2 separate regions of the Homo sapiens genome follow, and region 2 is linked to region 1. Evidence: read pairs that join two places in POLR2A ChIA-PET (ENCODE). Cell type or tissue: PC-9. All regions are shown on one strand. Links, peaks and the distances in the headings refer to the core of each region. The heading gives the core; the rest is flanking DNA. Region 1 has its middle 13 kb from the start of FRMD5. Region 2 overlaps FRMD5 (FERM domain containing 5).

Region 1 (4,400 bases), core at 91-4,090:
AACAGGAGGATTGTTAGAAAGTCAATTTAAGAAGCAATTCCCTTCTCTGACTCTGTGCAGCCAAGAGACTTCTTTTCTTCACCCTATCAGAAAAGTGAAGGGTAATTCTCTGGAGAGACTAAAACAGAATTTCTGAACCAGAATGGGGTCGCCAGAAATTTAAGAAATATCTCTAACATAAAATATAGAGACTAAAACAAAAGGAAAACAGGCAACTTGGAGGACAGAAAAACTAAGTAGGAAAAAGAAAAATTTCAAAATGGAAATTATTAGTAAATATCCTAATAGAGATAGAAGATCTTGCATCCAGTAAATAAGTCTGGGATGCCATTTAGAAAAAGAGGGGAAAAAAGCATTCTGAGAATTAAAAATAACATGTGCAAATGTAAAATAAAATAGGATAGGTGAAAAATAAAACTAAATAGAAATAGAAATAGGGGGAGAGTGCCAGATACGGTGGCTCACGTCTGTAATCCCAGCCAGCACTTTGAGAGGCTAAGATGGGAGAATGGCTTGAACTCAGGAATCTGAAACCAGCCTGGGCAACATAGTGAGACCCTGTCTTTACAAAATAAAAATTTTTAAATTAGCCAGGTGTGGTGGGAGGTGCCTGTAGTCCCAACTACTCAGGAGGCTGAGGTGGGAGGATCACTTGAGCACAGGAGGTCAAGGCTGCAGTGAGCTGGGATCATGCCACTGCACTCAAGCATGTGGGTGATAGAGCAAGATCCTGTATTAAAAAAAAAAATGGGAAAAATGGAGGGCAAAAAATTATCAAAGGCATAATTCAAGAAAATTTCCCATAATTAAGGACATGAATTTCCAAATTTAGAGTGGGTACCAACTGTCCAGCACAATGGATAGAAACAAATCCACACCATAACATACTACTATGAAATGTTAGAACACTAGGAACAAAAGTAAGCCTCCAGAAAAGGAAAAAAAAAGTTACAAACAGTATTAGAATTACATTGAACTTCTCAACAGCAACATTGGAATCAAGAAAATAGTAGAACAGCATTTACAGATTCTGAGGAAAATTATTTCCAATATAGAATTCTATACCCAAATACACTACTCTTGAGTAAAAAGACACTTTTAGACATGTATGAACTCAATATCTAATATCTTATACTCATATATACCCTTCTTCAGGAAGCTTTTGAGGGATGGGCTCCCCAAAAATGTCAGAGCAAACAAAGATATAAGAAATAAGAGCCGGGCACTGTGGCTCACGCCTGTAATCCCAGCACTTTGGGAGGCCAAGGCGGGCAGATCACGAGGTCAGGAGATCGAGACCATCCTGGCTAACACTGTGAAACCCCGTCTCTACTAAAAATACAAAAAATTAGCCAGGCGTGGTGGCAGGCGCCTGTAGTCCCAGCTACTCCGGAGGCTGAGGCAGGAGAATGGCGTGAACCCGGGAGGTTGAGCTTGCAGTAAGCCGAGATCGCACCACTGCACTCCAGCCTGGGTGACAGTGAGACTCCGTCTCAAAAAAAAAAAAAAAAATGAAATAAGAATACATGGTAGATTATGTATTATGTCGCCTGTAATCCCAACACTTTGGGAGGAAAAAGTGGGAGGATCACTTGAGCTCGAAAGTTCAAGACCAGCAAGGGCAATATGGCAAAAACCCATCTCTACAAAAAATACAAAAATTATCTGGGTGTGGTGTGGTGCACACCTGTAGTCCCAGCTACTCGGGAGGCTGAAGGGGAAGGATCACTTGAGCTGGGGAGCTCAAGGCTGCAGTGAGCCAAGATCACGCCACTGTACCCTACCCTAGGTGACAGAGCGAGACTCTGTCTCACAAAAATAAAATAAAATAAAAGATTGTGTTATGTCTTCAAATATTCACTGTCGTCTCCATTTCTACCTACCCTACTGGCATTAAACTTGACCACTGATTTGGTTTGAACAATAGAATGTAAGTGAAAACATGTATATTATTGATCTTTTCTTTCCCAAAAGACTGGCATGGCCCAGATGGAGCTTGCTCCTGGGTCCTGGGAAGAAGCCAACACGGAGTAGACGACACAGCCAACCCACAGAGGATGTCTAATGAAAGTGAGAAATAAATCTTTTTTGTTGTAAGCTACTCATATTTTGGAGTCATTCCTGAAAAAAAAAAGTATCAAAAGCTGACTAATACACATGGCATCCTGGAAACAGGATCTAACACAGAAAGAGGTAATGTAAATTCTCAGAATAATTGTGAGGTTTGATCCCAGAATAACAGCTGTGAAGCTAGTCTAGAAAATAATCAAGGTCAGAAGGGAGACAATCAGATGGCTCCCAGGTGTTTCCAAGAAGACGAAATTGATAGACTACCTAATATGCCCGACTATGTAGTAATGAGAAAAAATACACTTCTAGGGGAGAATTTGGTTATAACTTAGTGATAATTATATTAAAACAAAGTAAGAGAAAAATAAAAACGAAGCTTGTATTAACTTTAGGAAAAACAAAAAGTTGTATAAGAAAGGAAAAGTAATCATAGCACGTGTATAAGAATTTATATAATCATAATAATATACTTATTACTAATTTAACTGACATAACTATATTGGGATAATGGATAGAAAAGTATGTGTGATTGGGGTATGCTGGGGGTTGGAGTAGTTGAAAGAAATAATATATCTTTCATAGATAACACCTACATTTTAAAAAATCAAGAAATAGCAGTATATGCTAGGCACAATGACTCATGTCTGTAATCCCAGCACTTTGGGAGGCCAAGGCAGGAAGGAGGATTGCTTGAGCTCAGGAGTTCAAGACCAGCCTGGGCAACATAGGAAGACCTTGTCTCTATTAAAAATAAAAATAAAAAAATTAGCCAGATGTGGTGGTGTGTACCTGCAGTCCCAGGTACCTGGGAGGTTGAGGTAGGAGAATCACCTAAGCCTGGGAGGTCGAGGCAGCAGTGAGCCATGATCATGCCACTACACTCCAGCCTGGGCTACAGAGTGAGACCCTGTCTCAAAAAAAACCAAAAAAACAAAAAAGAGAAATAACAGTAAAAGCATATTATTTAGAAGAATTGAGACAAATGCAAAAGAAATAGCTAAAATAGCTAAAAGTTATTATGGGGGCGGAGGGGGGCGGTAGAGGAGGCAGAAATTGAGGCCTAGGGAATTGATTTTTTTTGTTTTGTCTTGTTTTGTTTTGTTTTAAGGCAGGGTTTCACTCTGTTGCCCAGGCTGGAGTGCAGTGACCCAATCCCAGCTCATTGGAACCTCTACTTCCCAGAATCAAGTGATCTTCCCACCTCAGCCTCCCAAGTAACTGGGATTATAGGCATGAGCCACCATGCCCAGCCCTGATTTTTTCTTTTTTTGTAATAGGCCTTGTAGAGCTATTTGACTCCTAAACTATGTACATGCCTAGTTTTGATTAAAACAAACATTCCAGCACAGAGGCACCTTGAGGCTTAAGAATTTGAAAGATGCAAAAGAAACAATATGATAAATCAATACAACACACATTTATACACCAGGAAAAAAAAGAAGAAGAAAAGAAAAAGGAAAAGAAGAGAGAGTTTGAAAGGACTTAACTCTAAAACACGAGGAACAAGTTAGAAGACTCGGTAGCATGGAAGCAAGAGAACATGGATAAGAGTATGGGCTCTAGGTTCCAATAATCCCAGTTTACGCTCTGCTGTGTACCAGCTGTGTGACCTTGAGAATGCTGCGAAGGCTCAGTTTCCTTATTTGTAAAACAGGTATAATAATAGTCCCTCTCTATGAGAGACTGTGAGAGTAAAATGAGATAAGCCTTTGCACAAAGAAAACATTGGAAAGTTTTAGCTACTATTAATCTCTTGTTCCTTCATTTTCTCTGTGGATTAATAGACATTAAATGGAGGACTAAAAGGGAGTCAGTTTAAGGGAAAATCTAAACCAAAAATCTGAGATGATACACAAACTGGAGAACCAGCATCCGAGTACCTGAAAACTGTGATTGTTATGTTATCGCTTCAGCAGTGTAATTGGTGAGCCAATTGCCTTAGAGTTACAGCTATTCATGCCTTCCTCTGTCCCCTTTCCTTTTCTTCTTCATCCTAACCATTGTCATTATCATCATCTTTTAATGCTTACTGAGCATTTCATTCATTCAGCAAATATTTATTGAATGCCTAATGTGCTTCTTTTAGTCTCTGATTCCCATGTGCTCAGCTGATTTAGCTACATTATTTAGACAACAGGTTAAGACTATAGCTATGGAAAGGAACAGTTTTTCTGCAACAAGAAGTAGGTGTGATCAGTGACAAGTAAGGAGGCAAATTAATCTAAGAGCAACCACAGGGCATCCAACTCTCACAGAAGGTCATTTTCCTCTATAACTAGTGCAATTCTCCTTCCAAACACCATTCCATTTCCCTAATCTGGTAATCACAA
Region 2 (4,400 bases), core at 129-4,128, 230 kb before region 1:
GGGTTCACGCCATTCTCCTGCCTCAGCCTCCCGAGTAGCTGGGACTACAGACGCCCGCCACCACGCCTGGCTAATTTTTTGTATTTTTAGTAGAGACGGGGTTTCACCATGTTAGCCAGGATGGTCTCGATCTCCTGACCTCATGATCCGCCTGCCTCGGCCTCCCAAAGTGCTGGGATTACAGGCGTGAGCCACCGCACCTGGCCGATTTTGGTTAATATCCTAGTTACTTTCTTGTTTGCTAATGCTAATGTTTTTTTTTTTTTTTGAGACAGAGTCTTGCTCTATCTCACAGGCTGGAGTGCAATGGCACGATATCTCCGCTCACTGGAACCTCCGCCTCCCAGGTTCAAGCGATTCTCCTGGTTCAGCCTCCTGAGTAGCTGGGATTACAGGTGCCCACCACCACACCCAGCTAGTTTTTGTATTTTTAGCAGAGACGGGGTTTCACCATGTTGGTCAGGCTGGTCTCGAACTCCTGACCCCAGATGATCCACCTGCCTTGGCCTCCCAAAGTGTTGGGATTACAGGTGTGAACCACTGCTCCTGGTCACTAATGTTCTTTAAGTCAGAAGATCATATTGAGCATGATACTCCAAATATACTGCAGCATTATAATACAGCTATTAAATCTTAATCTAAATGCTATATTTTCCTTAATACAACCCAAACCTCTATTTGGTTTTAGAGAAACTTATATACCATTGGCTTATATCCAATTTGCGGATATCTAGAATGCCATTTCAAACATTCTCCTACTAAGTCAGGCCTCCTCAATCTTCTACTTGTACAGTTTAACTGCTGGAACTAGATGCAGGATTTAGGCCTAGTAAATTTCTTCTTGTTGATTTTAGCCCACTGTTTCAGTATGTTAGGATCCCATTGAACATATCAAATTAACTTTTTTTTTTTTTTGAGGTTACTCCAAAAGGGATCAGCTTGATCTTGAAGTTACTCTACTGGGTGGAGACAAAGAGGCACTTTCAATGCAGAGTGCTAAGTGGAACAGTTGGAATCAGCAGTAGGGTGCTATGAAAGCACACAAGATGGTCCTCTAGTGAAAGTGAGAGGCAAGGAAGAAAACTTTCCCATGAGAATAAAAATCTCAGGTGACTCCTTAAGGGTGAATGAGAGTTTGCCAAATGAAAAGGGTCATGGAAAGCAATCTAGGAGGTGAACAGCTTGAGCAAGGATTTGGGATTACAGAAATTTCTGAATGCCAATATCTTTTAGTGTCTTTCCCTTTTTGGACTCCTATCCAGTTGTCCAGAAATTATGTGCTGCAGGTGCTCATTTAATTCTCTACTTATACTCTTCCTGGACAAGTTTCTATAGGTTAAGGCTGCTTGCTTTTTATGCCTTAGGATGGTCCCATTCCCGCATCTACCTTCCCTTTTCTTTCTTTGAGAAAGCATTGGAGTTAGTTAACTCCTACCTATACTCTGGCTTCTGTAAGCTTTTCTAAGAGAGGGCGGTGCCTTATCCATTTTGGTGATTCTGGTTCCTGACACAGTGCTTGGCACACCATAGGTATTTGACAAATGTTTAAAGTGTTGAAAAGCAAAATAACTATTCACAAATTCTAATATGCATAAACAATATTCTGAAAGATACAACCAGATTCATGTAGCTCTCTGACTTAGACATCACAGGAAGCCTACTTTGTAGCCAACAGAAATCAAAGGCTTCCTTTTTAATAAAAATGAAACAAAAATTTTTCAAGAATTTGTTACATGCAGATCCTTTTAATTGTTCAAAGCAGGTTCACAGAACACTGACTGGGGCTCTTGTGGCTTCTGACAATCATCTCCCAGAGTTGTTGAGCAATTTGCCAAGTTGCCTGTTGGCTCAAAGGTGAGAACCCCAGGCTACCTAAGCTCTGCCCAGTGATGCGGAATTGTCTCTCTCTTCTAATGTGCTCAGCTGGAACAGAATCGCAGAATGTCCAGAGCAGTGAACCATGAGGAATGAGAGCAGATTAGCTTAGCAAAAAGATAAACTAGGCATCGCCCAAGGGACATTGACAAGTGAGGTGACCTCATGCTTTGCTCTCAAATCAGAGTTCTCAAAAGTCATCTAAGCTAGAATATGCCAGGGAATACCAGAGCTTCCTATTGGCAGAAAGTAGGAGAGATAAAACTAACAAGGAATGAAAGATGTAAAGAGGTATTTGCCTCAATATCTAAATTACTATTTCAGAATTCAAGAGCCAAAAAAGAGAAACATCTCCACTATCAATAAAACAAACAAACACAAAATAGACGAAACATAAGAGACCATAAGATCACCCAGCAGAGATATTCTTGGCAAATAAAATGCCGGGCCAATATAAAAGCAATAGAGAAGAGGAAACCTGAAGGGCCAATAAACACTTGAAAGATGCTGGATTTCACTGGTCGTCAGCAGTGAAACCACAATGAGACACCACTTTACACACAAGTGATTAGCAAATATTTAAAACTCTAACAACTCAAGGAAAACAATAAGACGTTGCTGAGAGAAATGAAAGAAAACCTAAACAGAGGGATATATCATGTTTATAGGTTTCAAGATTCAAAATTGTTAACATGTCCATTCTCCCCAAATTGGTCTATAGAGTCAATGCAATCTCAATTAAAATCCCAGGAGGCTTTTTTTGTAGAAACTAGCAAATGAATTCTAAAATTCATGTGGCAATAAAAGGATCTAGAATATGCAAAACAAGTTTGCAAAAGAAGAACAAATTTGGAGGACTAATATGATCTAGATTCAAGATATTATAAAGCTACAATAACCAAGACAGTGTGGTACTGACACAAAGAAAGACAAATAGATCAACAGAACAGAATAAAGAGCCTATAAATAGACCCACACATGTTCATTTTCAACAAGGTGTAAAAGGGAATTCAGCAGAGAAAGGAAAGCCTTTTAAAGAAGTGGTGCTGGAACAGCGGGATATCTATGTGCTAAAAAAAAAAAAAGGGAGAGGGAGACTTCAATTCATACCTTGTTCCATATATTAAAAAAAAAAAAACTTAAAGTGGATCATAGACCAAAATGTACAACATAAAACAATAAAATTTATAGAAGAAAACATTTGTAACCTTGGATTAGGCAAATACTTCTTAAATATAACACCAAAAACACAACCCATAAAAAACAAATAAATGTCTACTCATAAAATAAATGGATATATTAGTCTTTATCAAAATTTAAAACTGCTTTTCAAAAGAAACTGTTGAGAGAACGACATGACATGCCAAGAACTAGGAGAAAATCTTTGCAAAGCATTTATCTGATGAAGGACTTGCATGTAGAATAAAAAGAACCCTCAACATTCCATAAAAAAACAAGCAACGCAATTTTTTTAAAAAGGCAAAAGATTTGAACAGACACTTTAACAAAGATATATATGGATGGTGTTAGGAAGAGTTTTAAAAGGAAGAAAGTGAGAGAGAAGGCAACTCAATGGCCAAACAGGTTTATTTACAAGAATAAGCCTGTGAGGCATCCCAGTCAGGAATCTGGCTGAGACCCTGATTGCTTACAAGCTGACGTTTTTATACTAAAGTTTCTTTTTTTTATTTTTGAGACGGAGTTTTGCTCTTGTCGCCCAAGCTGGAGTGCAATGGTGCGATCTCGGCTCACTGCAACCTCTGCCTTCCAGGTTCAAGTGATTCTCCTGCCTCAGTCTCCCAAGTAGCTGGGATTACAGGCATGTACTACCATGACCAACTTTTTTTTTTTTTTCTTTTGAGACAGAATCTTGCTCTGTTGCCAGGCTGGAGTGCAGTAGCGTGATTTCAGCTCACTGCAATCTCCGCCTCCTGGGTTCAAGTGATTCTCCTGCCTCAGCCTCTTGAGTAGCTGGGATTACAGGTGCATGCCACCACACCCAGCTAATTTTTTTTGCATTTTTAGTAGAAACAGGGTTTCACCATGTTAGCCAGTCTGGTCTTGAACTCCTGACCTCAGGCTATACAGCTGCCTCAGCCTCCCAAAGCGCTGGGATTACAGGTGTGAGCCACTGTGCCCAGCCTCATACTAAAGTTTCTATAGGGGAGGGGTTGGGGAAGTGCTAGCAGGTTGGAACTGCAGGGGGCTGGGGAAGGATGTGGTAAGGGCCAGGCTTTGTTGTGGTCAGGGTTGTTACTCTCTGTTAAGGTATGGGTGAGGTTGACCTTTGCTTTGTTTTTGGAAACACTGTCACTAAGGTAGGAAACACAGTCACCAAGGTGGAAAAATGGCATCACTATTGTTAATTCTCACATTCCCACCTCTTTGTATTATTATCATTTAGGAATAGGGATGTAGGTTCTCTTTGACTACTTCCTGCTCACTGGGGGTGGTGCATGGGGGAGGTGGCCTTCCTCTGGTGATGAGGTCATTCATTGTTGCTATAGCAGGAATGCCTCCTTGAT

Evidence for each region. ChIA-PET counts read pairs that join two places held together with the same protein. Peaks named below come from ENCODE experiments on the same cell type or tissue, not always from the same donor. Only the 100,000 strongest peaks of a DNase experiment are listed, where the experiment ranks them.
Region 2: POLR2A ChIA-PET joins it to region 1 with 5 read pairs; 3 of 35 experiments call an interaction of 5 or more read pairs at or near these places.

Annotation. Positions count from the first base shown.
Region 1 is chr15:44,205,728-44,210,127 of GRCh38, forward strand. No RefSeq gene overlaps it. Among named protein-coding and RNA genes, the nearest start is that of FRMD5, 13 kb to the left of the region's middle. In PC-9, for the core only: no CTCF peak of the experiment used is centred there; a DNase peak (open chromatin) is centred at 2,164.
Region 2 is chr15:43,973,116-43,977,515 of GRCh38, forward strand. The region is part of intron 1 of FRMD5 (FERM domain containing 5); the gene reads right to left. Among named protein-coding and RNA genes, the nearest start is that of WDR76, 150 kb to the left of the region's middle. RefSeq lists an enhancer at 1-290 and a silencer at 1,837-1,886. In PC-9, for the core only: no CTCF peak of the experiment used is centred there; a DNase peak (open chromatin) is centred at 1,926.